2 separate regions of the Mus musculus genome follow, and region 1 is linked to region 2. Evidence: chromatin loops called from intact Hi-C (ENCODE). Cell type or tissue: gastrocnemius. All regions are shown on one strand. Each heading gives the region's core, and the rest is flanking DNA. Links, peaks and the distances in the headings are about the cores only. Region 1 holds the start of Pnpla1 (patatin-like phospholipase domain containing 1). Region 2 overlaps Slc26a8 (solute carrier family 26, member 8).

The links. A loop is a pair of places that touch in the nucleus more often than their neighbours do. Peaks named below come from ENCODE experiments on the same cell type or tissue, not always from the same donor. Only the 100,000 strongest peaks of a DNase experiment are listed, where the experiment ranks them.
Region 1: a loop joins it to region 2, with 2.0 times the contacts of the local background. A loop is called at or near these places in 2 of 42 quality-filtered maps.

What each region holds. Positions count from the first base shown.
Region 1 is chr17:28,844,682-28,859,549 of GRCm38, reverse strand. It overlaps Pnpla1 (patatin-like phospholipase domain containing 1), which reads right to left and starts at 1,139. Exons shown (of 10, transcript NM_001034885.3): 1 at 479-1,139. The coding sequence starts at 683. In gastrocnemius, for the core only: a CTCF peak has its summit at 4,187 (motif pointing left); no DNase peak of the experiment used is centred there.
Region 2 is chr17:28,661,099-28,677,141 of GRCm38, reverse strand. It overlaps Slc26a8 (solute carrier family 26, member 8), which reads left to right. Exons shown (of 20, transcript NM_001290320.1): 3 at 939-1,078; 4 at 4,291-4,407; 5 at 7,058-7,239; 6 at 13,414-13,578; 7 at 15,128-15,277. Among named protein-coding and RNA genes, the nearest start is that of Slc26a8, 21 kb to the left of the region's middle. In gastrocnemius, for the core only: no CTCF peak of the experiment used is centred there; a DNase peak (open chromatin) is centred at 7,917.

The DNA.
Region 1 (14,868 bases), core at 1-8,000, 190 kb before region 2:
TTTTGCTGTCTTTTCTCTCTAGAACATTCTAGAACTTCACAGGGGCTCTACATTACAGCCTGGCATCGAGCAGGTGGGGGTTGGCCGGGCCAAGAAGGCTGTTGCTCATAGCCCTGGGTCAGCACTGTGGCCTCTGGCCCACCGGGGCACAGCTGAAGCTCCCACACTGTGTCCCACATCTGTCACCAGCTTCTCCTCAACTCAGGGTTTGCATGTTGGGAACCCCTCCTCCTCACTGGGAAGTTGAGGCAGTGTTTACAATTTAAAAGAAGCCTCGCCCATGGAGGAGGAGGAGGACGGAGGACGTGTGTGTGTGTGTGTGTGTGTGTGTGTGTGTGTGTGTGTGTGTGAAGGGGGACTACCCTGGCTGCCAGGCTTTCCCGCCTCTCTCCCCGTGCACTTCCAAGCTTGTCCAGGGTCTGTTCTGAGAAGCCCCCTCCAGCAGCCCCCTTCAAAGACACCAGAATAAAAGTCTTACCCATCTCAATCCCGCAGACGACCAAGGCCGCAATCACCGCTCCCGCTGACGTCCCTGCAAAGCGATGGGCTGTGTCCAGCATCCTCGGGGCCAGATCTCGCAGAGCATCCACGGCCCCAGCCTGGTAGTAGGAAAGGAACCCGCTCCCGGAGAAGGAGATGGAATGAGGGGTATCTGGGTCTCCTTTGAACACCTGTTCGTCCATGTTCGGGGTCTATGGCCTCCCAGCGGAGGAAGAACCCACACCTGTCTGCCTTGGCTCAGTATCTCCTTCTCCCCCAGCCAAGAGCAGGGAATGTGGCAACTCTACCAGCCCAGTCAGGCATCCACGGGTGGTTCATCCAGCCACTGCCTGGGCCTGTTTAGCTCTGCTGAGAGGTACCCCGGAAGGGCTGATAGGGATCCCCAGGTACTGGATGAAATGTAGACAGTCCTTAGAGTCATGGGCAGGGGCGTGGTCCTGCAGACCCCTTGCTCACTTCATGCCCTTGCTAGACTTCTGTCAGGTACAGGCTCTTCAGCGCTCTCCACCCATCCGGAGCGCACCTAGGAGCGGGGCATTCCCTGCACCCTGCTCTGGACGGTGTCCACAGAGGCGGTGCCTCTCAGCATCCAGTTGCAAAATCTCTGCCTCGCCCTGTGCCTCCCTCACTGACAGGCTGCTCTTCACTGACAGGACGCAGAGTTACACGCCACGCCCCCTATCCGCCACGCCCCCTCCCCAGCCTGTGTTCCCCTCACTTCCATTGTGGGCTGCAGGATGGCTTTGGCTTTCAATGGGGAGGAGCAACTCATACCACCCCATGCCCCTCCCCCACCCCATTCAGACTCTGGAAAGTTCTTACACAAAACACCTCTCTATTTATTCTTACCTTAGGATTGGCTCTGGGCAAAAACTGTAACAGAGAAGTATGGCTCTGGGTGTTTGCCCTGGTTTGCTTTCCATTGCTGTGATAAAACACCGTGACCAAAAGCAACTTGGGGAGAAAAGGGTTATTTCAGCTCACAGTTTAAGGTTCATCATGAAAGTCAAGGCAGGGCGAGAGGAACCAATGCAGGTTTGCTCCCCCATCGCTACACGCTGTCTCCTTCCTTCCTTCCTTCCTTCCTTCCTTCCTTTCTTTCTTTCTTTCTTTCTTGTAAAGATTTATTTAGTACACTGCATCTTCAGACACTCCAGAAGAGGGCGTCAGATTTGTTACGAGGATGGTTGTGAGCCACCATGCGGTTGCTGGGATTTGAACTCAGGACCTTTGGAAGAGCAGTCACTACTCTTAACCGCTGAGCCTTCTCTCCAGCCCCCAACCTGCTTTCTTACACAGACTCAGACCACCTGCCTAGGAATGGCACCGCCCACAGTGGGCTGAGCCTTCTTCCATCAATCATTAATCAAGAAAATACCCTATAGACTTGCCGATCTGATGGCGGCCGATCTGATGGCGGCAACTCCTCCAATGAGAGTCCCTCTTCGCAGCGTCCATCAGTAACCAGCCAGAAGTCGCCAGCCTCCTTCCTACCTCTTCTTATTCTGTCATCTCCCTGTCCCTGGCCTGGTCCGTGCAGGTCTTCTCTCTTGCCTCTCAGTCCTGTGCCAGCTCCAGAGGCCTGAAGAGGGTATCCGATGCCCTGCAGCCGGAATCACAGGCAGTTGTGAGCTGCCTGATATAGGTGCTGGGAACTGAACACCGGTCCTCAGGGAGAGAGCATCATGTCTTCAGCTGGAGTGCTGTCTCTTGGGTGTGCAGGAGGGAAGAGGACAGCGAGCTTGGTCATTCCAAGATGGCCACATGAATAGATAGCTTGTGGATGGGGGTCAGGGGTCGGGGGTCATGAGGTCTCATGTGGGGTGTCTGGGTCTCCTCATCAGGGTCAGGGCAGAGAGATGTTTTGGTAAGGGACAGGGGCTTGGGGACCAGGGTTAGCTCTAGGGCTACTCAGCATGATTTCTGAGAGGAGGGATTTTCTCACCCAAAAAGGTCACTGCGGATCACTAAGGCAGCAAAAAGCTTTCCTAGTCCCCTCCTTCCCGTCCTCCTCCCTCTCCCCTACTTCTTCCTCTTCTCTGCTCTCCCTCCTCCTCCTCTGCATCCTCCCCTCTTCCCACTCCTCCTCTTTCCCCTCCTCTCCCTCCTCCCACTCTTCCTCTGACTTTTCTCCCTCCTCCTTCTCCTCCTCCTTCTCCTCCTCGTTCCCCTCCCCCTCCTCCCCTGCCTTCTCCCCACTCCACCTTTCCTTTATCCTCCGTCTCTCCCTGTCCTCTCCCTCCTCTTCCATATTCTCCCTCCTCCTTTTTCTCTTCCCTCCTCTCTTTCCTCCTCCACCCTCACAGCCATCACTGTCACTGTCACCATCACCCCATGGTAGCAGGACCAGAATTAGAACTGAGACAAGTTGTCTCTCTCCTAGTCCCAGTTGGCCCCAGCCACTCTATAGGTGGGGACAATGATGTCTTTCCTGGAGTTCCTGTCAACTGATGATTTCATTGATCCAAACTGGCAATACAGAGTCCAGCACCCACTAAGGAGGGAGCCTTCCAGGGTTCCATCTTACACAGAGCTTCAGACATGTAATTGTCAGATTTGGAAGGCAGGTTGTGTGTGTGTGTGTGTGTGTGTGTGTGTGTGTGTGTGTGTGTGTGTGTGTGTCGGGGACATGTAACAGGAAGAAGCCAATGGCTTTTGGCAATGAGAACAAGGAGAAATGCCGCCTCAACTCCCCCAGACCACAGACCAGATACTGACAGGTTTCCTGGGACTCTGACAAGCAACTGTGAAGTAACCAGAGATGCAGCCAAGGCGCCCTGTAATTAACTGCTACATTGTGCAAGGCTAGATTGCCTCAGGAGGAACAAAGAGGGAGGGAGAGAGGGCAGGTTGAGCTATGACATCAGAAGCTGGGGACTGGAGACTAGAGATGGGGGAGCAGTGTGCAGGGCAGGGGACAGCTCTGGGCTTCCTTTGGAGGGAGGCATGATGAACTCAGGGGCATGGGAGGGGCTCTTGGGGTCAGACAGACAGGTTGACTCCCTGGCTCTGTACTGCTGTTTACACGCAGTGGGACCCGCACAGTACACCTGGATTTTCCTCATTTGCAAAACAGGCAGCAGTAGTTCTCAAGCTTGACAGGAGTTACAGAGGTGACAGATAAAGGCTATGCCTGGCAGGTGACAGGCCTGTCACTATCAGAAGGCAATAGAGGCCAAGGTTTCTGTAAAAGATGGATCCTAGAGTCTGTGGAAGAGAAGAGTAAGTAGGTCAGAAGGGACACATGTGACCTCCACTGCGCGGGGCGGGGGACCTTTGGAGGACACTCCAGCTGGAGAGTCGTGGAAGGGAGGACAGATTAGGGTCGGTGATCCAGGAAGATGAATGGCTGGAGGGTGAGTCAGCAAAGCTATTGCCACAGAGCCTTGGATGTGGGACTGGCTGGGTGAGCAAGGTGATTCACGGATAATGCCTGGTTTTCTGCCTGTGGCTAGGGAGAGACAGGGTGCCTGTGGCAGACCCAGAAACTGGGACACTGGTGAGGAAACTGGATGAAGATTTTATCTATCTGTCTGTTTGTCCATCCGTCCATCTTAAGATTTAGGAGGTAGAAAGACAGCTCAGCAGTTGCTTCTATTGCAAAGGACCTAGGTTCAAATTCCAGCACCAGTGAGGGTACTTAAAACCATTCAGAACTCTAGTTTTAGAGGATCTGGTGCCCTCTTCTGGCCACTAGGGGCACTACATACATATGGTACACACGCAGGCACAACAGCCATGCTCATAAAATAAGAATGAAGTGAAAATACTATATTTGTACTTTTTTAAAGCTTGGCATGGTGTGTAATGCCTTTAATATCAGCACTTGGGAGGCAGAAACAGGACGATCTCTAGGAGTTTGAGGCCAGGCAATGCTATATAACCTGGTCTTGTCTCAAAATAAATAAGAAACAAACAAATAATAAATAGTGTCTGTGTTTGTGTTCAAGCTGGGTGCCCATGTGGAGATCAAGGGATAACTTTCTGAAGTGGACTCTTGCTACAGTTTTCAGCTGTCACCTTGACTTCTGTGGTAAGTGAAAACCTCAGTTAAGAACTGCCCCCATCTGGCGCACGCCTTTAATCCCAGCCCCTGAGAGGCAGAGGCAGGTGGATCTCTGGTAGCTTGAGGTCTACAGAGCAAGTTCCAGGACAGCCAGGGCTACATAGCCCTGTCTCCTAAAACAAAAAACAAAAACTGAATTGCCTCCCTTATACTGGCCTGTGGGCATGTCTGTGGACATCTTCTTTCTCGAGACAGGGTTTCTCTGTGTAGCCCTGGCTGTCCTGGAACTCACTTTGTAGACCAGGCTGGCCTTGAATTCAGAAATCCGCCTGCCTCTGCCTCCCGAGTGCTGGGATTAAAGGCGTGCGCCACCACATCTTCTTGATTGTTAATTGATGTAGGAAGGCCCAACCCACTGTACCATGTGGTCCTGAGGAAGGTGGGGCTGGGTTGTGTAAGAAAGGAAGCTGAGGGGAGGGGGGTAGAGCCCCCAAATCCTGCCTCCCAGTTCCTGCCAAGGCTGCTTCTGTGATACATTGTAACAGCAGCCAGATTAACTCTTTCCTCCCGGAGCAGCTTTTGGTCATGGTGTTATCAGACCAACAGAAATGCAAACTAGAAAAGGTCTCTTTCCACCACGTGGGACCTAGCATTTGAACTCGGGACCTTGGGTTTGGCAACAAGTGCCTTTACCCACAAAGCCATCTCACTGACCCAAACTCACAAGTTTTAGAATAATTTAATTGCTACAAAGGAGAAAAAAGTAACACCTCATAGAACATTGTCATGGTCCACGGGAAGTGTGAGTTTCTGAGACTTCCCCGGCTGCTTTGACAATGTTGTGCCAGGAAGTGTTCATGAACCCCGAAAAACTACCAAGGAGCCGTTTCTGATGAAATCACATTAGGGTCTCTTTCTTACAAGCAGTTTGGTGAGGTAGCCCTGAACTCTCAATGGGACACGGTTTTATAGGAAATGGAGGCAGATGAGGGAGTGTCTGTCCAGACAAGCATCTAATTGAATGTTGTAAGCCGACAGGTGGGGGCTCTGAAGCAAGACCATATACAGTCACAGACAGTCTGAAAGTACACCTGAAACAATCGGACTAATCTTTGATTGACTGTTGATAGGAAGTAGCTAGGGAGTTACTCTGGGGTATGGGCCAAGGACAAGCCTGGGGGTCCTTCCTGGTACTTGGGTGCAGCTGGCGTTCAACTGCAGGTCAAGATCTCAGGCTATTTTTCTTCTAAGATGGAGGCCTCTCAACAACATGAGAAAAATGACTTAGGGAGGTGTTTTGAGGGTACGGCCCATTACAGTGGAAAAGGCAATGGGCAGGACTGGGGATGGCTGGTCACACCGCAGTCAGGAGGCAGGAAGATAAATGCTGTCAATCAGCTCCTTTCCACTCAGTTGGGGACCCCAGGCCATGGGGTTGTGCCACCCACAATCCAGCTGGACCTTCCCAGCTAACACCCTCACAGGCAGACAGGTCCAGAGGTACGACTCCCAGGTAATTCCAGATGCACTCAGGCCCACCTAGAAGGTGGACAGCACAGGGCTTACAGGGTGGAGAGCTATTCTTAATTTATTGTGCTTGGTACTGGAATATGGAGTCGACTTGTGAAAAAGTGAATTAGACAGGGTGTGGTGGTAAATGCTCGTGATCTGAGCACCAGGGAGACTGAGTCCCAGATGACCAGCCTGGGTTGCCTACATACTTTGTCTTAGAGACAAAAGCAAAACAAACAAACAAACAAACAATCCACAAACAAATTCCTAACCCTCTTCTCTTTCACTCTGCACCTGGCACATATTGCACTCAGGGGCCCCTGGGATGGCGCTGGCTTCCCCTGCTTGTCTCTAAGCCCCTCAGGGAAGGTACCTGGGCACCGCAGATCCCAACTCACAAATATTTGCTCCGTGAGTAGAGGCTCACAGTGGTGTTCTGTGAAGCGGTGAAACCCTGGCAACAGCTGACCTGACAGCTCAGGACCCGACCTGTCCTCAGACTGTGTTATACTCGCCCGCCCCACAAAACTGAAACACTGAGTAGGTGGATGGAAGGGAGTCTACAGGGAAACTGAGGCGCACGCAAGGGTATACAGAACAAAAGCCATCAGCATGGTGGGGATGGGACCTGAATCTAGCTTTACTATATTTTAAGAGAAAAAGCAAACTATAGGAGGTGCGTGTGTGTGTGTGTGTGTGTGTGTGTGTGTGTGTGTGTGATATATGCTGCTGTCTGGGTTAGGAGGAGGGCAAAGCATGTAGTCATAGAAGAGGAAGCCTCTGAATAGCACACAGACTTGGGCAGCTTCCAGGGAAGGGGACTGAGTCCCTCAATACCCAACCAATTGAATAGGTTTCTGATCAGAAATGAAATAATTTCTTTCTTTCTTTTTTTTTTTTTTTTTTGGTTTTTCGAGACAGGGTTTCTCTGTGTAGCCCTGACTGTCCTGGAACTCACTCTGTAGACCAGGCTGGCCTCAAACTCAGAAATCCGCCTGCCTCTGCCTCCCCAGTGCTGGGATTAAAGGCGTGCGCCACCACGCCCGGCTTCAGAAATGAAATAATTTCTTAAATGTGTTACATTTTATCTTTATTCATTCATTCATTCATTCATTCATTCATTCATTCAGTGTAGGACAAGGCTACACATGCTAGTTTGCATGCAAAGGTCAGAGAGCAACTTGAAGGAGCTGGTTGGTCTGATTCTTCCACCATGTGGACTCCAGGGATTGAACTCATGAACCCGGACTTCACAGCAATCACGTTTACCTGCTGGACCATCTCCATGGCTTTCAAAAAGCAAACAGTTGGAAGCTGGGTGTCCTGGAGTCCAGCTTTAATCCAGCACTCGGGAGACAGAGGCAACAAGCTCTCTGTGAGTTTGGAGCCAGTTTGAATATGATCAAGTTCCAGGCCAATCGCGGCTATATAATGAAACTCTGTCTTTAAAAGAAAAGTGTTTTTAAAAATTTAAAACTAATTTGATTGTAGGTTTTTAAATTTTTGTTTCATGAGTATGGGTATCTCACCTGAGTGTACACAAATGTGCTGGCTGCGGGAATGGGAGGAAGGCTTTGGGACTGGAGTTACAGGTGGCTGTGAGCCACCACACAAATGCTGGGAACCGAGCCCAGGTCCTCTGAAAGAATAGTCTATGCTCTTAACCACTGAGCCATCTCTCCGGCCCCCCGATTTTTGGTCTTAAAACAAATGCACCTGCCTCTTGGATGCAGGGTCCTAGGTTCAGTACGCAACACCACACGTGTGGAACAGGTTTTTTTCTTTTCTTTTTCTACTTTATGCCATGATTGTCAGGCAAAACCCCCATCCCTCTAAGATGGCTCAGATGAAGACATCTTCAATACTACACAGTTCAAGTTTACATCTGGGAGGAGTCTGATATTATAAGCAGAGTACATGGGGGTCTGGGCACTGGAGAGATGGTGTGGGATTTAAAAGCTCTTGCAGAGAATTTGGGTTTGGTTCCTAGCACCCACATGGTGGCCCACAACCATCTGTCACTCCAGATCCAAGGGGTCTGATGCCCTCTTCTGGCTTCCCTGAGCACCAGGTGCACACATGCAAAACAAAAAAATAAAAATATAAGACCGGAAGGGGGGAGAGTGGAGCCATTGTCATGGGCAGTAGGCTTGAGAGTTACAAGGCTTAAATGTCCGGGGACAAACTTTCTTTTTCCATGGGTCTCAAAGCTGCACACAGGGCAGTCAGCTGGCAGAGGACGGCTGGCTTTTTAAGAATTAGGAGCCGGGGGCTGGAGAGACGGCTCAGCGTATAAGAGCACTGACTGCTCTTCCAAAGGTCCTGAGTTCAAATCCCAGCAACCACATGGTGGCTCACAACCATCCATAGTGATATCTGATGCCCTCTTCTGGGGTGTCTGAAGACAGCTAGAGTGTACTTACCTATAATAAATAAATAAATAAATAAATAAATAAATCTTAAAAAAAAAAAGAATTAGGAGCCGGGCGGTGTTGTACTTACCTATAATAAATAAATAAATAAATAAATAAATAAATAAATCTTTAAAAAAAAAAAAAAAGAATTAGGAGCCGGGCGGTGGTGGCACTCACCTTTAATCCCAGCACTCGGGAGGCAGAGGCAGGCAGATTTCTGAGTTCGAGGCCAGCCTGGTCCACAAAGTGAGTTCCAGGACAGCCAGGGCTACACAGAGAAACCCTATCTGGAAAACAAACAAACAAACAAACAAACAAAAAAGAATTAGGGCCTTCTGCTGTCAGCTAGAAGTGTCTTGCCAGTAGGGCCCAAGCCAGTCGATGAGTCACTGAAGGCCGTAGGAGTCACAGGAGGTGGTGGCTCTGCCTTGCTGCTTTCCAGCCCCACACAGATCAGGGACAGGGACAGCACCTGCCTGCTCTGCTTCTGAGAAGCATGAGCTCAGATACCCCAACACCAGGCTCCGGGTTCTCATCTTCCACCCCTAATATGTGGAATTACGCTCCCTTGCCTAGCTGCCTTCAGACTGCCACTGGGAGGACCAGGGCACCTCAAGTCCTCTGCTGCTCACCTTGGCAGTAAGAGTGAGCGCTCCTCTTCCCTGGGCAAGGTTTTTAAGGCACCACACTGAAGTGCTTTGCTCGGTTTTGTTTTTCATCTGTACCAGGCTAGCCTCAGACTTTGATCCTCCGGCCTCCACCTCCTGGCTGGGATTGGGGGCCTGCGTCACTCACTGTGCTGAGTTTTCTGGGGTGCTGAGGAGGGAGAGCGGGCTCATGGGCATGTTACCCTCACACGGCCAACCAAGCCAGATCCTGGGCCTCCTGCGGGAGATGAAGTTATAGGAAAGGGCTCACCCCGGCTTCATGCTGCCCTACTGTGTGCTGAGCACTGACACATGCCCTCCCTCAAAAGAAGCATTCCGAGACTGGACCTGGATGGATGGCCGAAGGGTGGAGGAGGAAGTGATCTGGGAGGAACCTGATAGAGGAGTCAGGATGCTGGCTGGAGTGTTTGTGGCCCCCTTTTTCAGATGTCATAGAAAATGTATTAAGGTGGGGGAAAAAAAGAGACACACAATAAAAACTGGGGGTGGGGGCAGGGGTAGGGGTGGGGGGTGCAGCATTGTGCAGGGCTCTGGAATCAGACTTAAAGACCCCAGCTCTGCCACGCCATTCCCTGGCTATGTGACTCAGACAAGGTGCTTACCCTCTCTGAGGCTCAATCCAAGTACAAAAGGGGCGTGGACGAGGGAACCTTCCAGGCAGCGAGAACCAGTCTCAGAAAAACAAACGGAGAGAAAAAAAAATTGATCTGGTCCATGCCAAAACCTTAGAAGAATAAGCATCGGGGTATAGGTTTCAAGAAGGAAGGAACCATGCCTCAGGACGCCAGAGGGAAGAGGCAGCACGGGGCTAGAGAGGAGACACACCAGCTTCTGTCTCTATTTTAACATCTCAGAGGTACCTGTGCACCCCTTTGAACAGCAGTGGTGTTTGCTGATTGCCCCCATGGCTGCTTGCGGCAGAGCTGACATTATACTGGTGCCAACATGGCACCCATCACTGAACAACTGGTGAGTGCAAACCACCTTGGGGCAGATCCTTCTCTAGCCAGGGTGGGGAGGAAGTACCTGGCCAAGTCAACATCATATCTGGATGAGTCCGGAAAACACAAACATAGACCCAAGGGAACCTCCTGGCAGGTAGGGGAATGGTTACAAGCACTTTGAGCAAACAATGCATTCCCCAGGCCTCTGCCTGCACCCTGGGAAATCCTTACCCAGACTGCACAGATACCCTAGGGAAACAATTACCAATCTTCATAGTAGCATTCCTAGAAACAAATCATTGAACACACTAGATGCCCTCAATCTACAGTAAGGAAGCAATCATGTCTCCATAGACTGGGCCGTAGGAATGAACGTCGTATACCACAGCCAGACACCCACTACACTAACCAAAGTCCATTACTGTAGGTGCAATAGAAGCAAGCTGTAGCTGGACCTGGTGATGTGTGCCTGCAATCTCAGGATGTGGGAGGTGATATATCACACGATGATATATGGGACCTGGTCAGTGTGGCTCTTCAAGCCAGCACCAAGAATGCACCTCTTGACGGCCAATATAAGAGGCAGTGAGAACGAACCCTCAGGAGGCCATCCAATCTGGAAGGTGGGCCAGGCCACTCTGTTTGTTTTTGGTTGGTTGTTTGGTTTTGATTTTTCAAGATAGGGTTTCTCTGTATAGCCCTGGCTGTCCTGGAACTCACTCTGTAGACCAGGCTGGCCTCGAACTCAGATATCTGCCTGCCTCTGCCTCCCAAGTGCTGGGATTAAAGGCGTGCAGTCAATGTTCTTAACCACTGAACCATCTCTCCAGCCCCTGGCCAGGCTACTCTGAGGGGCAAAAAGTAATCCACTTATTTTTCTTCACATCTACTGAAAGATTGTGAGCTCCAGTCTTAACCTCCCTCCAGTGTTCTAGAGTAAAGCTCAGAGGGGTGGAAGGTCCATGTCCAATTCTGTCCAAAAATAATGTCAGTCCTAGTCCACATACAAAAAGAGAAACAGGAAATAAAATACCAACATGCTCCTGCCACGAGCGCCAGAGAAGATACACTGAATAACTTGGTAGTGGTCTCTTTGCCACTAACCCCAGGTGAAGTCGAACCTTCTTGGATCTGATTTCCCACTGAGAGTCTGGAGCGTCCTCCAGGACTCTGGTTGCCGCGGCTTTGTGGCACGTCTACCAGCTGCTTCTGGCAACTCCTGACAGACAACTCCTTCACCAAAACCAAGCTGAGCAGCGGCTGATTAGAGTCAGAGAAAGTAGAGAGGCACAGACAAGACAAACACAGAAAACACAGCCTCGGTACCTGCTCGAGCAGTCTTCCGGTCTCCAGCCACTGGTCCTGCTCGAAGGACCTTCCCGGCCAATGCACCAAATGTAAGACCAGAAAAGCCTTACATCCAGGTGTCCCGCTCACAGAGACACAGAGACGGAGATCGATGCAAAAAGCAAGAGGTTTATTTATCCAGCATGCTGAGGTTGTCCTGAAAGCAGGATGGAAGCGACCCCGAGTAGCTAAAGCACACACCTTTTATACATTTTTTAGAGCAGTTCTCAGTCACAGTTTAGGGCTGGCAGTTTATCACTGGTTAACCTTTAACTGCATTAAGGGGGCAGACTTAAGGACCGGAGACATTGTGTGGGCTTTTCTATACAATCGGAAGACTTGGCACACCTTGCAGTGAGGCAAATTCTGGGAAAAGAACACATTTATTTAACTTTATACAACCGTGGTCATTTTGAGCTACCACAAATCTTACAACACATAGAGACACACACACACACACACACACACACAGTCTTGTAAAGCCCTTGTAAAGTGGGGTTCTGTTTATAAGGAAAGGCCATGACTTTATCCACTCCTACCACACCCCCAGTCTCCAGAGAGGGCACCTAGCTCTCTCTTCACAGGCCTGCAACAGCTCTGAGCCTTCCAATGTTCCAGCTAACCAGCTCTCCGCCCGCCACTGGTAACGCCTTACAACTGGCAGGACTCTCCCACCATTTTTGCTGTCTTTGCTCCCACAGCTGAGCAATTGCCAGTCTCCTCCTCTCTCCACCTGTTCACTCTGCTCCTCTCTCTGTCCCCTGAGAGGAAGCTATGACAGACTCCCCCAGATGCTTCGAACAATTCTCTTATCTCCAACAGAAACTCCTTAATCAGGGAGTGGCCATTCAGGTGGTTTCTTTACTGTGCCCTTCGAACAAGGAGCACAGGCAGGGTCCCAAGTGTGGCCATCCCAGGACAGCCCCGTGCTCCCCACTCCTTGGACCACACCTCTGCCTCAGTCCCAGCAGGGGTGTGTAATCTTGTTTCCAGAGCTTGGCTTCCACACCAAGCTCCCAGTCAGAGTCTGCCTCCCTGACCCTTATCTCTGATAGCACCCCCACCCTCACCCCCCAGCCCGCCCCAGAGCTGAGTGGTTCCTTTGAAGTCACTTCAGAGTCTTCTGCACCTTCCACTCCGTGTTGCCTGAGATGTGTGTACACGGACCAAGGTCGGCCAACGCCTAGTGGGCTCTTGTCCATTTTTAATCTCGGATGGCGGAGGAGCGGGGGTGGGGTGGGGGTGGGGGGGGTGGTTGGAAGAAACCTTGCGCCGTTGCCTCATGAGAATCTGCTCTGTTCAACTGAAAGGGGCATTAGGGCAGGGCACTTGCCTGGCTTCTGCAAGTTCCTAGGTTTGACCCCAGCACTGCGATTGACAGACAGACAGACAGACAGACAGACAGCAAAAGAGACCTGCTCTGACCAGAGTTACTGGCCTTGGGACGTAAAAGCATAAAGTGTGGTCTGGTGATGATTCTGTGGGTAAAAGTACTTGCTATGGAAGCGTCCCTGGAACCCAGGGAAGGGTAGAAGGAATGAACTGACTTCACAAGGCCTCTGACCTCCTCAATCCTGTAGTGCACTCACATGCCTGCAAAAACACCCCCACGCACTCACTCACACACCTTACACTCTCTCACACACATATATACACACACACATTTGCACACACCACACATGAACCCACACCCATACCACATACACTGTCTCTCACACATACACACACCAAACACACACACATACACATACCACACATACCACACATGCGCACACACCTCACACACTGATACCACACATGCACTCTCTTTCACACACATCACACCACACACATACCCTCTCGCATACATACACATATACCCATATACATACACACACCCCACACAATACACTCTTATATACCATCCCACACACACACACTCTCTCACACACCACACATGCACTCTCACACACATACACACACACCCTGCACACAATCTCATATACCATACACACACATATTCCACATAGACACACTTTCTTACATACACACACTCTCTCACTCACACACATACACATACCATACAGGCACACTCTCTCACATACACACACCACACATACCCAGACACCACACATGCACGCTCTCACACACATACACACACACTACACACCACTCACACACATACACCATACACACTCTCTTTCACAAAAACACATACACACACATCAGCGATGGCAGAATCTACTAAACTGCATCTGCCCCATGATGGAGCAGGTCACTCCTGTAACCACACCAAAGGGAAATAGGTATTAGTGGCAGGCAAATGACATGTGTAATGACAGCTGTGGCAGTACACACTCTAGTCTATGACTGTCAGACCGTGACTCTGAGGCAGAGACAGCAGATCTCAGGCAGCCACTGGCCGTACAATGAGACTATGCTTAGAAATAAAAATAAAAATAAACATATAAGAGAGAGAGATATAAAAGCAAAAGCATTCCTAGTAGCTATTTCCAATGCCCAAACTCTAAGTGCAACACACACACACACACACACACTCACACATGCTCACACACATGCTCACACACGCACTCTCACTCACACACACTCACACATGCTCACACACATACACACACATGCTCACACACTCACACACACTCACACATCCATGCTCACGCACACTCACACACACACACCCTCGGCAGAATGGACAAACGTACAGTGTTTATATAATGAAACTCCATTCAGCCCTGACAAAGCAAAGGGCTATATGAGCCACAGGACAGAATCAAAAACAGCTGAAAGAGAAGCTAGACATGGAAGAGCGCATGGCACATGATTCCTTGCAGGAGAAGTTCACCAAAGTGCACTCCCTGTGAAGCAGAGAGGGACAGGAAGGGAAGGCCACAGAGTGGCCTGGGTGGGGTGTTCGTGGCTGGAGCCACTAATAAAATTCATGGAGACTAGGTGCAGCTATATCTGAGCTACTGTTTGTAAAGCTGTGTCTAAAACAATCCTGGAGGGGGCTGGAGAGATTGCTCAGTGGTTAAAAGCCCCGACTGCTCTTCCAAAGGTCCTGAGTTCAAATCACAACCATCCATAGTAAGATCTTACTGTCTTAGTCAGGGTTTCTATTCCTACACAAACATCATGGCCAAGAAGCAAGATGGGGAGGAAAGGGTTGGCTTACACTTCCACATTGCTGTTTATCACCAAGGAAGTCAGGACAGGAACTCAAGCAGGTCAGGAAGCAGGAGCTGATGCAGAGGCCATGGAGGGATGTTCTTTACTGGCTTGCTTCCTCTGGCTTGCTCAGCCTGCTCTCTTATAGAACCAAGACTACCAGCCCAGAGATGGTCCCACCCACAAGGGGCCTTTCCCCCTTGATCACTAATTGAGAACATGCCTTACAGTTGGATCTCATGGAGGCATTTCCTCAACTGATGTTCCTTTCTCTGTGATAACTCCAGCGGTGTCAAGTTGACACAAAATTAGCC
Region 2 (16,043 bases), core at 2,943-10,942:
ACTGTACTTAAATTCCTGGAGTTCAACCCCAGTGACTCACATGGTAGAAGGAGAGAACTGACTGACTCCTAAAAGTTGTCCTCTGACCTCTATATATCCCCACGTGCAAACAAACAAATAAATAAATAAATAAATAAATAAATATAAAAACTAAGGCATTGGGGCTGGAGAGATGGCTCAGTGGTTAAGAACACTGAATGCTCTTTCAGAGGTCATGAGCTCAAATCCCATGACCACATGGTGGCTCACAACCATCTGTAATGGAGATCTGATGCCCTCTTCTTGTGTGTCTGAAGACAGCAACAGTGTAATCACATACATAAAATAAATAAATAAATCTTTAGGAGAAGAATTGGATTCCCTGGGACTAGAGTTACATACAGATGGTTGTAAGCTACCATGTGGGTGTTATGAACTTATCCTTGGAAGAGCAACAAGTGTCCCTAACCACTGACCCATCTCCCCCATCTCCAAAACACTGTTCTTATTAAAGACTCAGTGATACTAGTTCATTCTCTACCAGAGGTTAGTTGGTTTGACTCTCTCCAAACTGCCAGCAAAAACACAGAACTAACTGGACACTGGACATTGCGTCTCAGTTCTTTCCAGCTATACCTTGCTGGTTCTTGCTGGTGGTTTTGTCCTCCAGGAATATTTCTTAACATGTAGAGGTATCTTGTTCTCCAGGCCAGGGGTAGACAGGCTACCATCTTCTATTGGGTAGAAAGAAGCCAGGATGCTAAACATCCTGAAATTCAATTTGTAAGACCATCAGTCTTCCAGCAAAGGATATTTTGATCCAACATGTCAAAACGTCCTTTGTGCTAATGGGAAATGTGTTGTAAGGGAGTGCGGGTTACACCCTGCACCTTTCCTTAGCCGGGGGTCGGGGGTCTCTGTGGAGAGCCTTGCTGAGTCTCTGTTCTTCCTTCTCCCAGCTGCTCCTGGCACAAGTTCCTGAGATGCATGCTCACAGTCTTCCCCTTCCTGGAGTGGATATGTTTGTATCGATTCAAGGACTGGCTTCTTGGAGACTTACTTGCTGGTTTAAGTGTTGGTCTTGTTCAAGTTCCCCAAGGTAAGAGCAAATCTCAAGCTGCCTTAGCCCAGAGCTGACCTACTGGGCCTCAGCTGCTCTCAGGGGCAAACAGTAGTGCTGGGTGAACAGAAGGACAACAAAGGAGCTGCCTGTCTGCCGTAGACCAGGCTGGCCTCAAACTCAGAAATCCGCCTGCCTCTGCCTCCCGAGTGCTGGGATTAAAGGCTTGCGCCACCACGCCTGGCCTAATTTTCTTTCTTAATGTTTATTTATTCATTCATTCATTCATTCATTCACTCATTCTGTTTGTAAAGAGGTTAGAGGATGACTAAGGGAGTCTGCTCTCACCTTCCATCATGATTTGTGTCCTGGAAATCTCACTCCAGCCCCACCTTTCTTTAAACACACACACACAGAGAGAGACAGAGAGAGGAGAGAGAGAGAGAGAGGAGAGAGAGAGAGGAGAGAGAGAGACAGTGTGAGCGAGAGAGAGAGAGAGAGAGAGAGAGAGAGACTGAAGTTATTAAGGGTTCCATACTGTGTACTAGCTATATCTTTTTAAAGAAAGTTCAGCTTTCTCTCTTGCAACCTTTCATTGTGTGTGGTGATTGTATGTGGCACTGTGTTACACTGACATTTGATGTAAGTGCATACCATTCATTGGCCATGACCCCACATCTCCTCCATTTTGCCCCTTGCCCTCCTTGTGCTTGCATGTCATATGTACATACATGATTTCATGTGCCTATGTAAGATCGAGGAACCACACATGAGAGTAGACAGCCCACATTTGTGTTTCTGAGACAGTAATAATTCACTTCCTCTGATGACCTCCATTTTCCTGCAGATGACACAGCTTGACTCCTGATGGCTGAAAAGCCTCCACTGTAGGTACCCATACTTCCTTTGCCTATTCCTCTGTCACTGGACACTGGGCTTCTGGAGTCAGCACCTCTCTTAAATGTCCCTGAAGTGTTCTTTCTCCACTAATGACCAATCAAGTGTGGGAGTCCCTGTGCTCAGAGAACCCCACAGCCAGGGTGTGCCTCTGGCTTTCCGAAGATGGATGTGCTAACAGGCCTCCTTTTTACCACAACCAGTACTCCCCGGCAGCACTGCTGCTCTAATGTTTCCCTGTCTACAGGGAAACAGGCTAGAGAGTCAACCAAAGATGAAATATGTCCATGTGAAGACACTGGGCTTCATTACTCCTGGGTTCCAACTAGCCTAGCGTTCTCACATAGTCATGCAGGAGGTTGAACTCAGGCCCTGTGCACACTGGGGAAGTGCCCAGTCACTACGCTTACCTCAGCCCTAGTCTCTAGGGAACATCTATCTGGCAGGCAGTTTGCCAGGATCTAGTGAGCACACCCCTGGAGTTTTCATGAAGGATATGTAATCTTGAGGAATTTGCATGTCTGTGGACCAGGAGACATGTGAGAATATCTATCCATAGCTTCGTCTTCTCCTGGAATCAGAGGCTGAGCCTTGTGAAATCCTGGAGACAAGAATGAAGGAAATGGCCACTACAGACCGGGATGGATGCCTTTTTAGTTTAATTCTAGTTTCTGATGAGGTTGAGTATCCCTCGAGCCTTCATAATAAGTTTACTATTTTGCACAAAGTAATTTAAGCATAGTTTCTACTTTTTGTAATCAATAGAACCTTGATTTAAAAAAGGGGGGAGGAGCTGGGGATATAGCTCAGTCAGTAAGACAGGAGAGTGCCTGCTGCCTGACCTGAGCTCAACCCACAACCCATGGAGAGATTCAAGGAGAGACCCAGCTCCATGAAGGTGTCCTCTGACCTACACACACATACATGTTATGGCACACACACATGCAGATACACATGGACACATACCCCATAATAATAAGTAAGTATTTTGGTAGGTTTTCTGTTTGTTTGTTTGTTTGTTTGTTTGTTTGTTTGTTTTTCTCTTAAACAAAGTCTCTCTACATAGAGACCTGGAACTCACTATATAGAACAGGCTGGCTTTGAACTCACAGAGATCCATCTGCCTGTGCCTCCCCAGTGCTGGGCTTAGAGGTAAATGGTTGAGCATGGTGAAGTAGGTTTTAAGGCCTCATAAAGGAATACTAACTTAGAAAAGAGATTGAGGAGATGGCTTGGCAGTTAAGAGCATTGACTGCTCTTCCAGAGGACCTGAGTTCAATTCCCAGAACCACATGGTGGGCTCGCAACCATCTGTCATGGGACCTGATGCCCTCTTCCAATGTGTCTGAAGAGAGTGACAGTATACTCACATGCATAATATAAATAAATATTAAAAAAAAATTGCCGGGTGTGGTGGCACACGCTTTTAATCCCGGCACTCGGGAGGCAGAGGCAGGCGGATTTCTGAGTTCGAGGCCAGCCTGGTCTACAAAGTGAGCTCCAGGACAGCCAGGGCTACACAGAGAAACCCTGTCTCGGGAAAAAAAAAAAAAAAAAAAAAAAGAGATGGGGTAGTTAGCATATAGAAGACAAACTGCATCTGGCAACCTGAAGTTAAATGATTCTGCCCTTCTCTGCTTTTGGCCCTAGAAGATCCCAAGGTCACCTATTTTATTTTTATTACTTTCATTTATGTACGCGTGTGTGTCTGTGTGTGTCTGTGTATGTATATGTGGGAAGGTACATGATAGTGCAGGTGCCCTTACAGGCCAGAGACATTCAATTCCCTGGAACTGGAGTCAAAGGCGGATGTCTGCCACCAAACATTGGTGCTAGGAACCAACCTATGTCCTCTGAAAGAACAGCAAATGTTCTGCACTGCTTGCCCGTCTGTCTGTCCTCAGGCCTTTTAGACTGCAGAGCAATAAGCACGATTTGAAGATCTGGAGCTAGAGACCCCACAGCTGCATTGTGTCCTTTCCCTGTCTGTGAGTCTGTCAGAGAGCTATGGTGTAGAGCTAGGTTTGTGTCTTGGTTGGTAAAGTGTCTGGAGCCTTCACAAGCCCCGAGCTCAGTCTCCAGCACTCATAAACCAACACACTGGCCAACACCTATAATCCCAGCAGTCAGGAGGTGGAGAGGGAAGGTCAAGGGTCAGAGTCACTCTCTGATACACAGTGAGTCTGAAGCCATCCGGGGTTATCTGCGTCTCCATCTTAAACCAAAGCTAAAACACAAAAGCACTTTGGAAGCCAGGAGTCTCTACATATACCTGATCACTCTTAGCAGTTTTCCTTTAAGGTAACTTTTAAAGCCAAATGGTCCTTGCTTAACTAAGTGATTTTGCTTTTCAGGCCTGATACTTAGTTTACTGACAAGGCAGCTGATTCCTCCCCTCAACGTCACTTACGCCGCCTTCTGCTCTTCAGTCATTTATGTCATTTTTGGATCATGTCATCAAATGTCCATCGGTGAGTTCAGCCCTGGAGCCATGGGAGCCAGATGAGTCATTGTTATCACTTGTTGTTAGCAGTCAGTGCCAGGCAGCTTTCAGTCATCGTAAGGAAATGCCCAGACCATCAGCCTAAATGAGGAAAGCTTACATAGACTCGTGGTGTCTCAGTTAGGGAGTTACTGCGAACAGACACCATGTGAACAGACACCATGACCAAGGCAACTCTCATAAGGACAACAGTTAACTGGGGCTGGCTTACAGGTTCACAGGTTCAGTTCATTATCGTCCAGGCAGGAACCTGGCAGCATCCAGGCAAGCATGGCACAAGAGGAGCTGAGAATTCTACATCTTCATCTGAAGGTTGCTAGGAAGACTGGCTTCCAGGCAGCTAGAACGAGGGTCTTAAAGCTCACACCCACAGTGCCACACCTACTCCAACAGTGCCACACCTTGGCCACTCCTTGGGCCAAGCATATACAAACTATCACACATAGTATTTGAGGTTTCAGTCCATGTCACTTGTATCCATTGTTTCTGTGCCTGTCTCAAGGCACAGATCTAAAGTGCATGGTGGAGCAAAGCAGCTCACACAAACACACAAGTACATGCTTACACACAGACAAACATGTATATATATGCACATACAAAACCACATATAGGGGCTGGAGAGATGGCTCAGTGGTTAAGAGTGCCAACTGCTCTTCCGAAGGTCCCGAGTTCAAATCCCAGCAACCACATGGTGGCTCACAACTATCCGTAACAAAATCTGATGCCCTCTTCTGGAGTATCTGAGGACAGCTACAGTGTACTTACATATAATAAATAAATCTTAAAAAAAACACACATATAAGCCGGGCGTGGTGGCGCACGCCTTTAATCCCAGCACTTGGGAGGCAGAGGCAGGTGGATTTCTGAGTTCTAGGCCAGCCTGGTCTACAGAGTGAGTTCCAGGACAGCCAGAGTTACACAGAGAAACCCTGTCTCTAAACTCTAACCCCCCCCCAAAAAAAACCCACCACATATATACATGCACATACATGCAGACACATACTCAAACACATCCAAATGTGCATGTACACATTCATACACATCATATACACAATCCATGTATACATGCACACAGAGCTACGCCCACAAGACACATGTGTACATACACACACAAACATATACAGATACATACAAATAGACACATTTGTATATACACACACACGCAAACATACATGTGCACACACACAAGATGCACATGAACAGACATTTATACATACATCCATGAATGCACACATGTACGTGCAGATGTATGCACTCATGTACACATGTATGCATGCACACTAGCTCGAGTGACACAGCAAAGGACAAGATGTACTCAAGGGCATGTTCTCAAGCCCCTACTTCATCCATTGAATGCCAAGGCTTCACCACATGAGCTTTTAGAGTGCATTTAAAATAAACCCTTGGCCCCCAAAACCGACATCTGTCCCACAGTGCAAAGTACATTCATTCTTTCTCAGAGTCTCCCCATAGTCTTTACAAGTCTAGCACTGCTCAGAAGTCCAAATCTGATCACGATAATCCTCCTCTTTGAATATCTCTAAAACTCAAACTGTGGGGCTGATGAAATGGTTCAATAGTTAAGAACGTGGTAGTGCACGCTTTTAATCCTAGCACTTGGGAGGCAGAGGCAGGTGGATTTCTGAGTTCGAGGTCAGCCTGGTCTACAAAGTGAGTTCCAGGACAGCCAGGGCTACACAGAGAAACCCTGTCTCAAAAGAAATAAAAAAACAAACAAACAAAGAAACACTCACCCACAGGACGGACACTTCCCTGACTCAGGAGTCCATCCACACACGAACTTAGAGGTGACTAGAATAGGTACAGCTCATGTATCAGAAGACTTATGGCTGTTTGAGACGCTCCCTACTCCTCCCTTCTCTGAAGTGACCACTAAGTGTTCTTTTCAATGTCTTTTCCAGCACTGGCTGCAGCCTGGCCACCATCCCCAACCTCTAGACTTGGGGTATTGCTCAGCTTCAGTGAGGGCATCTTCACGTGCTTGGCTCAAACATGCCACGTGTTGACTTGCATTTGAATGTGAAGAAAACAGTTTTACTCCCATATTCCCGAATTCCTAGGGAGCCTCACGGGGAGGGCTCACCTTTGTTCCTGTGTGCCTGTTACACGAGGACAAAACGAAACACTGCTCAAGGCCACTCGCATCTCACCATACATTTGGCTAGGCTGGAGCAAGCATTCGGTGTTATCGTCTTCCGATGTTCTGGTGGCACTTTCACCATCCTCCCTCTTTTGGGAGGAGCAGAGTCTCACTGTGCAGCTCTGGCTGGCCTGGAACTTGCCATGTAGACCACACCTGGCTGCCTCCCTCTTGTAACTTAGAGTCTAAGTGCAGGCACAGTGGCTAAGCCTGACAGTAATCTCCAGGCCATCTGTGCATGAGTGTCAGCCTCTGTGCCCACAGGGGTGTGACCCCTGACCTACCAGCTCTGAGTTCTGTGATACCCCATTCTTGTCCCTCCTTTCTCTTCCTTCTCAGTGATGACTTGGGTAATGTAATACCCAAGTAATGTAATGGTAATAGTATTCATAATAATAGAGCATAAGAGTGCTTTGGTTCTCTAAACTTGAAATCTGTTTCCTGCACTTCTTCCTAGGCCCCTTCTTCCTTGTGAGTGCTCTGATGATCAATGTCCTGAAGGATAGACCCTTCAACAATGGTCACCTGATCTTGGGAACTTTTGTCAAAGATGACTTCTCTGTCCCCACATTCTACTTGAGCTACAACAGATCCTTAAGTATGGTGGCATCTACAACTTTCCTGACTGGGATTATTCAGGTAGGTCTTGCGCGCGCTCAACTGGCCAGGAAGAACGACGCTGCAACAAGATCCTTCTGCACACGTTTATTGGGAGAGCTTGATTGTAGAGGCGAAAAGACTTCGAGCCCAGAACTGGTGCTGCTTTTATAGGCCTAGGAGGGGCGTGTCTCACACCCGGATTGGTTATGCACTAAGCCTCATTTGCATGTTCCTCATCTGATTGGCTACTCTCTCTCAGTACCTTACAGAACCTCATTATCATACCTCATTTGCATGTCTCACATCTGATTGGTTATACTCTCAGTACCTTACAGAACCTCATTATCATACCTCATTTGCATGTCTCACATCTGATTGGTTATACTCTCAGTACCTTACAGAACCTCATTATCATGCCTGGGCCAGGCAGTGTCTTTGCAAAAAACTTTACTGCATATGTACACATTGGTTGTTTGTCCATTCTTATGCGTGGTGGCCAGCAGTAGTCAGTGCCACTCTGCAACGGCACATGTGGCTTCCCACAGGTAGGAACTGAGCCTCTGAATTGCTTTGACTCCTGTGAGTGAACGCCAGGTCCCCAGCTGATGGCACTGTTTGGGAAGGCTGTGGAAGATTTAGAAGACAGCCCGCAAGAATGATGTGCCATGGGGGCAGCCATGCCTGCTTTCTGCTCTCTGCTGCTGCTTTGCTGGGTGTAGACAGGCGCGGAGCCATCTGCCCACTCCTGCCCCAAGAACTGGCAGCAGACGGAAGAGGCCCCTCCTGCAGCTGATGGGTCTGGACTGGCATAGGTTCCTCTCTGAGCACTGACTTAGAATTCACCTCTGAGCTTCCTCATCAGCGCTTCTTCCATTCCTCAATTTTGCCTTCCAAAAATCATTTATTCAAGCCAAGAGGTGGTGAACGCCTTTAATCCCAGCACTTGGGAGGCAGAGGCAGGCGGATTTCTGAGTTGGAGGCCAGCCTGGTCTACAGAGTGAGTTCCAGGACAGCTTCTGAGACAGAGTCTCTCTACACAGAAAAACCCTGTCTCAGAAAACAAAAACAAAAACAAACAAACAAACCAATCAAACAAAATCACCTTTTCTGGTCTTTGGAGAAGAAGGTGAAAGACTTGTGGCCTCACAAGCTGAGTTTGGGCTTGATAAGCATCAGAGAGCCTGGGTAGAGTTAGATCCTACAATAATGAGAGGACAGGAATATAGCAGCTCACAAATCTCCACATTTTCTCAGTGGTGTCCTTAGCATCCTTTGAGAGCTCACCTCCTCAAGCTCCCCTATCACACCCAAGCCGTTCTCTCAGGCTGACTTCCCTGTCCTCTCAACTGATTCTCACTGATCCCTCCGGGACTACCTTTCATCAGCAGGCTCTCCTGCAAGTCCACAAAGGACAAGCTGCCCCCATGGATGGCGCTAACCCCTACGGGCTGAGTGCAGAGGGAAATGATTACACGTCAGTGAGCCTCAGCTCTCAGTGTATAAGGTGGAAATAGTGCTCTTGAGAGGATTAAATGAAAAACTTGACGTGGAATACTCAGCAAGAGCCTACTACACTGTACACGTCATGGAGGTAATCTCTGTGTACAAAATAGGCTGGCACCTTAACATCCCTCTCAGAGGGCCACATGTCTCTGGTCCTAGCTACTAGGGAGACCAAGACAGGAGGATAACCTGAGCCCAAGAGTTGGAGACCAGCCTGGGTCACATAATGAGACTTTATATGAATAGATGAGGACCTAGTTGAAGTATTTTATAAAATGATAACTATATAACCCCCACATTAATATACACAAATGTGCAGATTTCACAGGCTGACAAAACTCTAAGTAGAAAAACAGTAAAAACCCATATGGAGATAAATGATAAACTTAGGAAAATGAAAGGCAAGGAGGAGAAAATATCTCTTAAGCAGGAAAGAAAAGCATTTTCCCTACAAAGGGAAAGCACCTCAAACAACAGCAGGTTTCTTCTTGGAAATTCCAGTGGAAAAGAGGGGCTTATGAATGAGCACAGACAGCCCATGAACCGTAACCAGAGGGCCTGGTTCTGTGTACACAAGAACACCTTGGCAGCGAAATAATGAGAGTGACTGAGGCCCAGCCCGTGACACCATTTTCGTGGGATCATGTCCTCTTGTATGCTCCATGGCTACAAGCCACCTGCATCCATTGCACACATACAGAACCACACCTTAAATACACAGCAACAAAATCAGTCCAGAGACTGGAGAGGTGGCTCAGCTGCTGAGAGCACTGGCTGCTCTTGCAGAAGATCCAGGTTCAATTGCCAGCACCCACATGGCGGCTCCCAGCCATGTGTATCTCTAGCTCCAGGAGAACTGAAGCCCACTTCTGCCCACATCAGGCACTAGGCACATACATGGTACACAGCCCAAGGCCTACGCAGCCTACAGAGTGAGTTCAAAGGCAAACTGAGAAACCTAGAAAGACCCTTCAAAACTGAAAGCCTGTAGCCGGGCGTGGTGGTGCACGCCTTTAATCCCAGCACTCGGGAGGCAGAGGCAGGCGGATTTCTGAGTTCAAGGCCAGCCTGGTCTACAAAGTGAGTTCCAGGACAGCCAGGGCTATACAGAGAAACCCTGTCTCAAAAAAACAAAAACACAAAAAACAAAAACAAAAAAACCCTGAAAGTACAGGAGGTGCTCAGCAGGTAAAAGTGCTGCTGTTCTCGCAGAGGCTAAGAGTTCAGTTCCCAGCACCCATGGCAGGCAGCTCTCAGCCAGCTGTGATTCCAGTTCCTGGGTTCTGATACCTTCTTCTGGCTTCCTCAACCCGGTGTATGCTTGGACACATACACACACAGATACACATACACACACACACACACACACACACACACACACACACAAAAGTGTCTTTTGAAAAATGTTAAGAACAGAAAGGGAGATTTGGACTGGAAAGATGAGTCAGTGGTATGCCAAAGACTTAAAGTTCCACAGAATCACAAGGTCTCTGTCTTGGAACTCCATACGTAGAACAAGCTGGCCTTGAACTCACAGAGATCCACCTGCCTCTGCTTGCCACATTGAATCAATCTATCTTTCTTTCTTTTATTCCTTCCTTCCCTCCTCCTCCTCCTTCTTTGTCTTGTCTTTTTTCTCTATCTTCAACATCTTCTTTGTTTTCTTCATCTTTGTCTTCTTTGTCTTTATCTTGGTCTTCATCATCTTCACATCTTCATCTTTGTCATCTTTGTCTTCATCTTCTTCACCTTAGTCTTCATCTTCACAGTCTTTTTCATCTTCTTTATCTTCATTATCTTCATCATAGTCTTCATCTTCATCCTCTTTGTCTTCTTTGTCTTCATCATCTTCATTGTCTTCATCTTTTTCTTCTTCACCTCCTCCTCTTCTTCTTCCCCTTCCTCTTCCTCCTCCTCCTTCTTTTGGTTTTATGAGACAGGGTTTCTCTTTGTTTTGTTTTTTGAAACAAGGTTTTTCTGTATAGCCTTGGATGTCCTGTAACCTTTGTAGACCAGGCTGGCCTCAAACTAAAAAGATCAGCCTGCCTCTGCCTCCCTAGTGCTGGGATTAAAGGCGTGTGCCACCACCACCTGGTGGTTCTTGTATCACTCTTAGTACACAGGAGTCATGAGGCCAGGAAGACTGGTGTGGCATTTGTTTGCATACGTGGTTGTTATGGGTCTCACGTGGCCTGGGCTACTCTTTTTTTTATTATTATTATTATTTGGTATTTTCCTCGTTTACATTTTCAATGCTATCCCAAAGGTCCCGCATACCCACCCCCCCAATCCCCTACCCACCCACTCCCCCTTTTTGGCCCTGGCATTCCCCTGTACTGGGGCATATAAAGTTTGCAAGTCCAATGGGCCTCTCTTTGCAGTGATGGCCGACTAGGCCATCTTTTGATACATATGCAGCTAGAGTTAAGAGCTCCGGGGTACTGGTTAGTTCATAATGTTGTTCCACCTATAGGGTTGCAGTTCCCTATAGCTCCTTGGGTAATTTCTCTAGCTCCTCCATTAGGGGCCGTGTGACCCATCCAATAGCTGACTGTGAGTATCCACTTCTGTGTTTGCTAGGCCCCGGCATAGTCTCACAAGAGAGAGCTATATCTGGGTCCTTTCAGCAAAATCTTGTTAGTGTATGCAATGGTGTCAGCATTTGGAATGGGCTACTCTTAAACCCACTATGTAATCAGAGATGATCTTGAACTCCTGGTCCTCCTGCGTGCTGGAGCTGCAGGTGGGCACCGTCACACCATATTCTGCATCTTAGCTCCTCCATGTTGTCTTTTCCACTGTGATGAGAAGGGCTCCAACTCAAAACGAGCCTTCTGTATCCCTTTCAGCCTTCTGTGGCTGTTTCCTCTGTGTCCCTCTAGAGGACTGAGAGTGAAGCCACCTAATAGCTGCTGGTGTTTCAGAAGAGAAAGAAAGATGTGGGGTGGGGCATGTTGGGAGCTTCTGACTCAGCACCCAAGGAGCCCGATTCCCTGGGGAAGAGAGCCTGGGAAGATGGTGTCGGTGCCTCTGACCTTCTGCTTGGGGATCTTTTTTGAACAGAGGCTATAAGGTGGCTGGAGAGTCCAGTTGGTGCGACTGCTGACCTAGGGTTACTACTGCTGTGATTGTTAAGGCCTAGGTAACTGTTGCCTGACTAGTCAGGCATCTTGTGCTGTTACTAATGTTATAAGGAGTTTTTTTCATGTGCTGTTACTAGGAAAATGTCTCAGGCCCTGGTGATTGCATATTCTGTTGTGTTCTGGTCTTTGGTGTTCTTGGAAACCAATCACAATTAAAGTCAGTACTTTTGGCTACAATAAGCTTGAATCTGAACCACCTGCCAGGTAGCACTTTCTGCACCTGTGTATATGATAGGCTGCCCCAGGGTGGGCTCCGACAAGAGAGACACCCGAACCAACATAAGCCATTTGGAGTAAAACTTCAATTTTGAGTAGGGGCTAAGTAAAGTTTAAGATCCCAGACCTCCCTTGGAGTTGACATCCTACTTACCAAGCTGACATTTATATCCTGGTTGGCAAGTTAAGACATGGACACTCCAACCACTGAGAGCAGGGTAAATGTACAACAAAGTCCTGGTCCTAAGGATGTCCCCAGCCCTAAATCCTGATCGGTAGATCTAACTTGGCATAGATGTTTATGGATTTCAGGCTGAAAAGGCTCTATAGGATTCTACTTGGACATTTCAGTTCAGCTCCCGAGTCTGAACTACATCCTTGATTGATCAGTCTTGAGGTATGCATTGAAAAAACCAGTCCGGAGCTGGTGAGATGGCTCAGCAGTTAAGAGCGCCGACTGCTCTTCCAAAGGTCCTGAGTTCAAATCCCAGCAACCACATGGTGGCTCACAACCCTGATGCCCTCTTCTGGAGTGTCTGAAGACAGCTACAGTGTATTTACATATAATAAATAAGTAAATAAATATTAAAAAAAATAAAAGTTGTGCAAAAAAAAAAAAAGAAAGAAAGAAAGAAAGAAAGAAAGAAAAAACCAGCCCAATACAGAGAAACAATGTCTCAAAAAAAAAAAAAAAAGGACAAACTAATTTAGCAGGGCGGTGGTGGCGCACGCCTTTAATCCTAGCACTTGGGAGGCAGAGGCAGGCAGATTTTTTAGTTCGAGGCCAGCCTGGTCTACAAAGTGAGTTCCAGGACAGCCAGGGCTACACAGAGAAACCCTGTCCCAGAAAAAAACAAAACAAAACAAAACAAAAACAGCCCTGATTGACTGAGAGTGGTGACCCCAACAATGATAAAATGATAAAACACCATGACAGCTGTAACTTTGGGAGGGCAGGGTTTGTTTCACTCACAGTCCCATATTCATCATTAAAAGCAGTGAAAGGCAGGAACTCAAGCAGAGCAGGAACCTGGGGGCAGGAGCTGATGCAGAGGCCATGGAGGGGTGCTGCTTACTGGCTTGCTCCTCATGGCTTGCTCAGCCTGCTTTCCTATAGAACTCAGCACCACCATCCAAGGTGGCACCATCCACAGTAACCTGGGCCCTCCCCTATCAATCATTAACTAAGAAAATGCCCCACAGACTTGCCTACAACCTGATCTTATGGAGTCATTTTCTCAATTGAGGCTCCCGTCTCTCAAGTGACTGGAGCCTGTGTCAAGCTGACATAAAGCTAGCCAACATAATGCCCCACCTCTTTGTTTTTTCTTTTCTTCCCAACCCCCCACAGCTGTCAATGGGTATGTTGGGCATGGGCTTCATGGCCACATATCTTCCAGAGGCTGCAACCAGCGCTTATCTAGCAGCTGTGGCCCTGCACATCATACTGGCCCAGATGACATGCATCTTGGGGATTATGGTCAGTTTCCATGCTGGGCCCATCTCCTTCATCTACGTGAGTAACCTCAAGCCTCTCCCAGAGTTTACACACTCCTCTGGCCTTCAAAGAAAAGTGGGCCCAAGTGGACACAATTCTCCCTGATGCAGAAGGATAAGAGGTCCTAGAAGGAACTCCATCTCCTATAAATGTAGGGTCTTAGTCAACAGCAGAAGCCAGTTGGAGCTTGTGCTCAGATGTAATGATCACTTCAGTTTAGCCTTTTAAACTAGATGGCTTACATTAAAATTTGGTCATGGGGCCAAATTTAAATCCTAGCACTCAGGAGGCAGAGGCAGGTGGATCTCTGAGTTTGAGGCCAGTGAGTTCCAGGACAGCTAGGGCTACACAGAGAAATCCTGTCTGAAAAAAACAAAACAAAACAAAACAAAACAAACAAAAATTTAGCAACAGAGCCAGGGCCATGGCTCAGCTAGTGAAGTTGACTACCAGCTTGTGTGCTATGATAAGCCCCATCCCTGTAGCCTGCCTGCTAGGAGGGAATGGACTCCCAAAAGTTGTGTATACACACACATACTAAATTAAATTTTGTTATAAAGTTACTATTTCATAATTCTCCCTATCACATGCCAGATAGCAAGCTTGTGTCCTAAATATACAGAGGGTGTAATAGCCCCTGAATGCAAAAATGCAACAGAAGTTCACTAAAGGACGTGCGTGGCCTGAAAGGAAGAGTAGACAGTAAGTAAGACAGACCCTTACCTCAGGGGCAAGGCAGGTGAATCGGGAATTTTGAGGCCAGTCTGTTCTATATAGTGAGTTCCAGGCCAGCCAGGACTATATAGGAGACTGTTTCAACCTCCAACCCCCGTAACAGATTCTTGGGTCCTTTCTCTTACAATAAAACATATAGGGTCTATTCTCTCCTTATTCAACATTACTGCCTTATTTAAAAAACAAAACGTATTAAGCCAAGTTTGGTGACTCATACTGGTAATCTAACCTACCTGGGAGGCTGAGGCAGGAAGGTCTCAGGTTCAAAGCCTGTTTGGGCTCTGAGATGAGCTCAGCGCCAGCCAAGGCAACTTTTTCCCTCATTCATGATCCTGATCACGGCCCCCTCCCTCCTCCCAGCCACTCCTCACATAGCCTCCCCATCCCTTCCCTTTTGAGAGGGTGAAGTCCCCCCACCCCCCAAGGTACCCCCTCACTGTAGCACAGCAAGACTGCAGGGCTAGGCACATCCTCACTGAGACCAGACAAGGCCGCCCAGGTAGGGGAATGGAAGCTACAGACACAGTCTGGGCAACTTAATGAGAGCTTGTTTCAAAAGAAAAAACTAGAAAAGGGCTGGGGATGTCGTTCAGTGGAAGAGCACTTTCCTAACATGAGTGAAACCCTAGGTTTGATTCCTAATATGAATAAAAACCACATGCCCCTCACGCATGGCCCCCACACCTGCACTCAGTGTTCTAGTGGAATCCAGCTGGGATGCAGTTGGGCCTGAAGCTCTTCTTCACTCTTTAATCTGAGAAGAATGTCCTATTCTAGATTTCAGCAGCTGTGACATCCCTAAGGAAGCCTCTGCAATATTTTCTTCTTTCAGAACATAATTAACTACTGCATAGCTCTCCCCAAAGCGAACTCTACCAGCATCCTGCTGTTCATCACCTCTGTGGTGGCTCTGAGAATCAACAAGTGCATCCGCATTACCTTCAACCGCTACCCTATCGAGTTCCCCATGGAGCTGCTGCTGGTAGGTGGGACCTAGGACGACAGAGAGCACTATCCAAGTACTGAGGGTAGCACATGGAAGGCAGAGGCCTGCCTGGTCTACAGCGTTCCAGGACAGCCAGGGACTCTGTCTTGGGGGATGTGGTTGCTACTTCCAGAGGATCTGAGTTCAGTTCCCAGGACCTACCTTGGAGGCTCATAACCCAGCATCAGCTTAGGCATCAGATGCCCTTTCCTGGCTCCATGGACACACCTCCACACATATGGCATGCACACAGACACGTAAACAAAAATAACATAAACCTCTTCAAACAGAAATGTAAGGAAACAGTGAATCAGATCAAAACTGATAGAATGTTTTTGTTAAAGAGTTATTTAATTTTATGTGAATGGTATTTTCTTGCATGTATGTATGATACCACATGCATGCCTAGTACCCGAGGAGTCAGAAGAGGTCAGGTCCCCTGGAAACAGAGTTACAGATGGTCTTGAGCTGCCGCATGGGTGCTGGGAATTGAACCCAGGTCCTCTGCAAGATCAGCAGTGCTCTTACCCACTGAGCGCGCTGTCCAGTTCCCAGAATACAGTATTACGAATTAAACGATTTGATAAAATTCTGTGTGTCTCTGTCTCTCTCTCTGTCTCTCACTGGTATTTTAAGATGGAGTCTCACTATATAGCCCAGACTGTCCTCAAATTCATGACAATCCTCCTGCCTTTGCTTCTTAAGTAGTGGAGCTTCAGTCATGTGACTATGAAATGCTTTTGTTTATATTTTATTTTTAAAT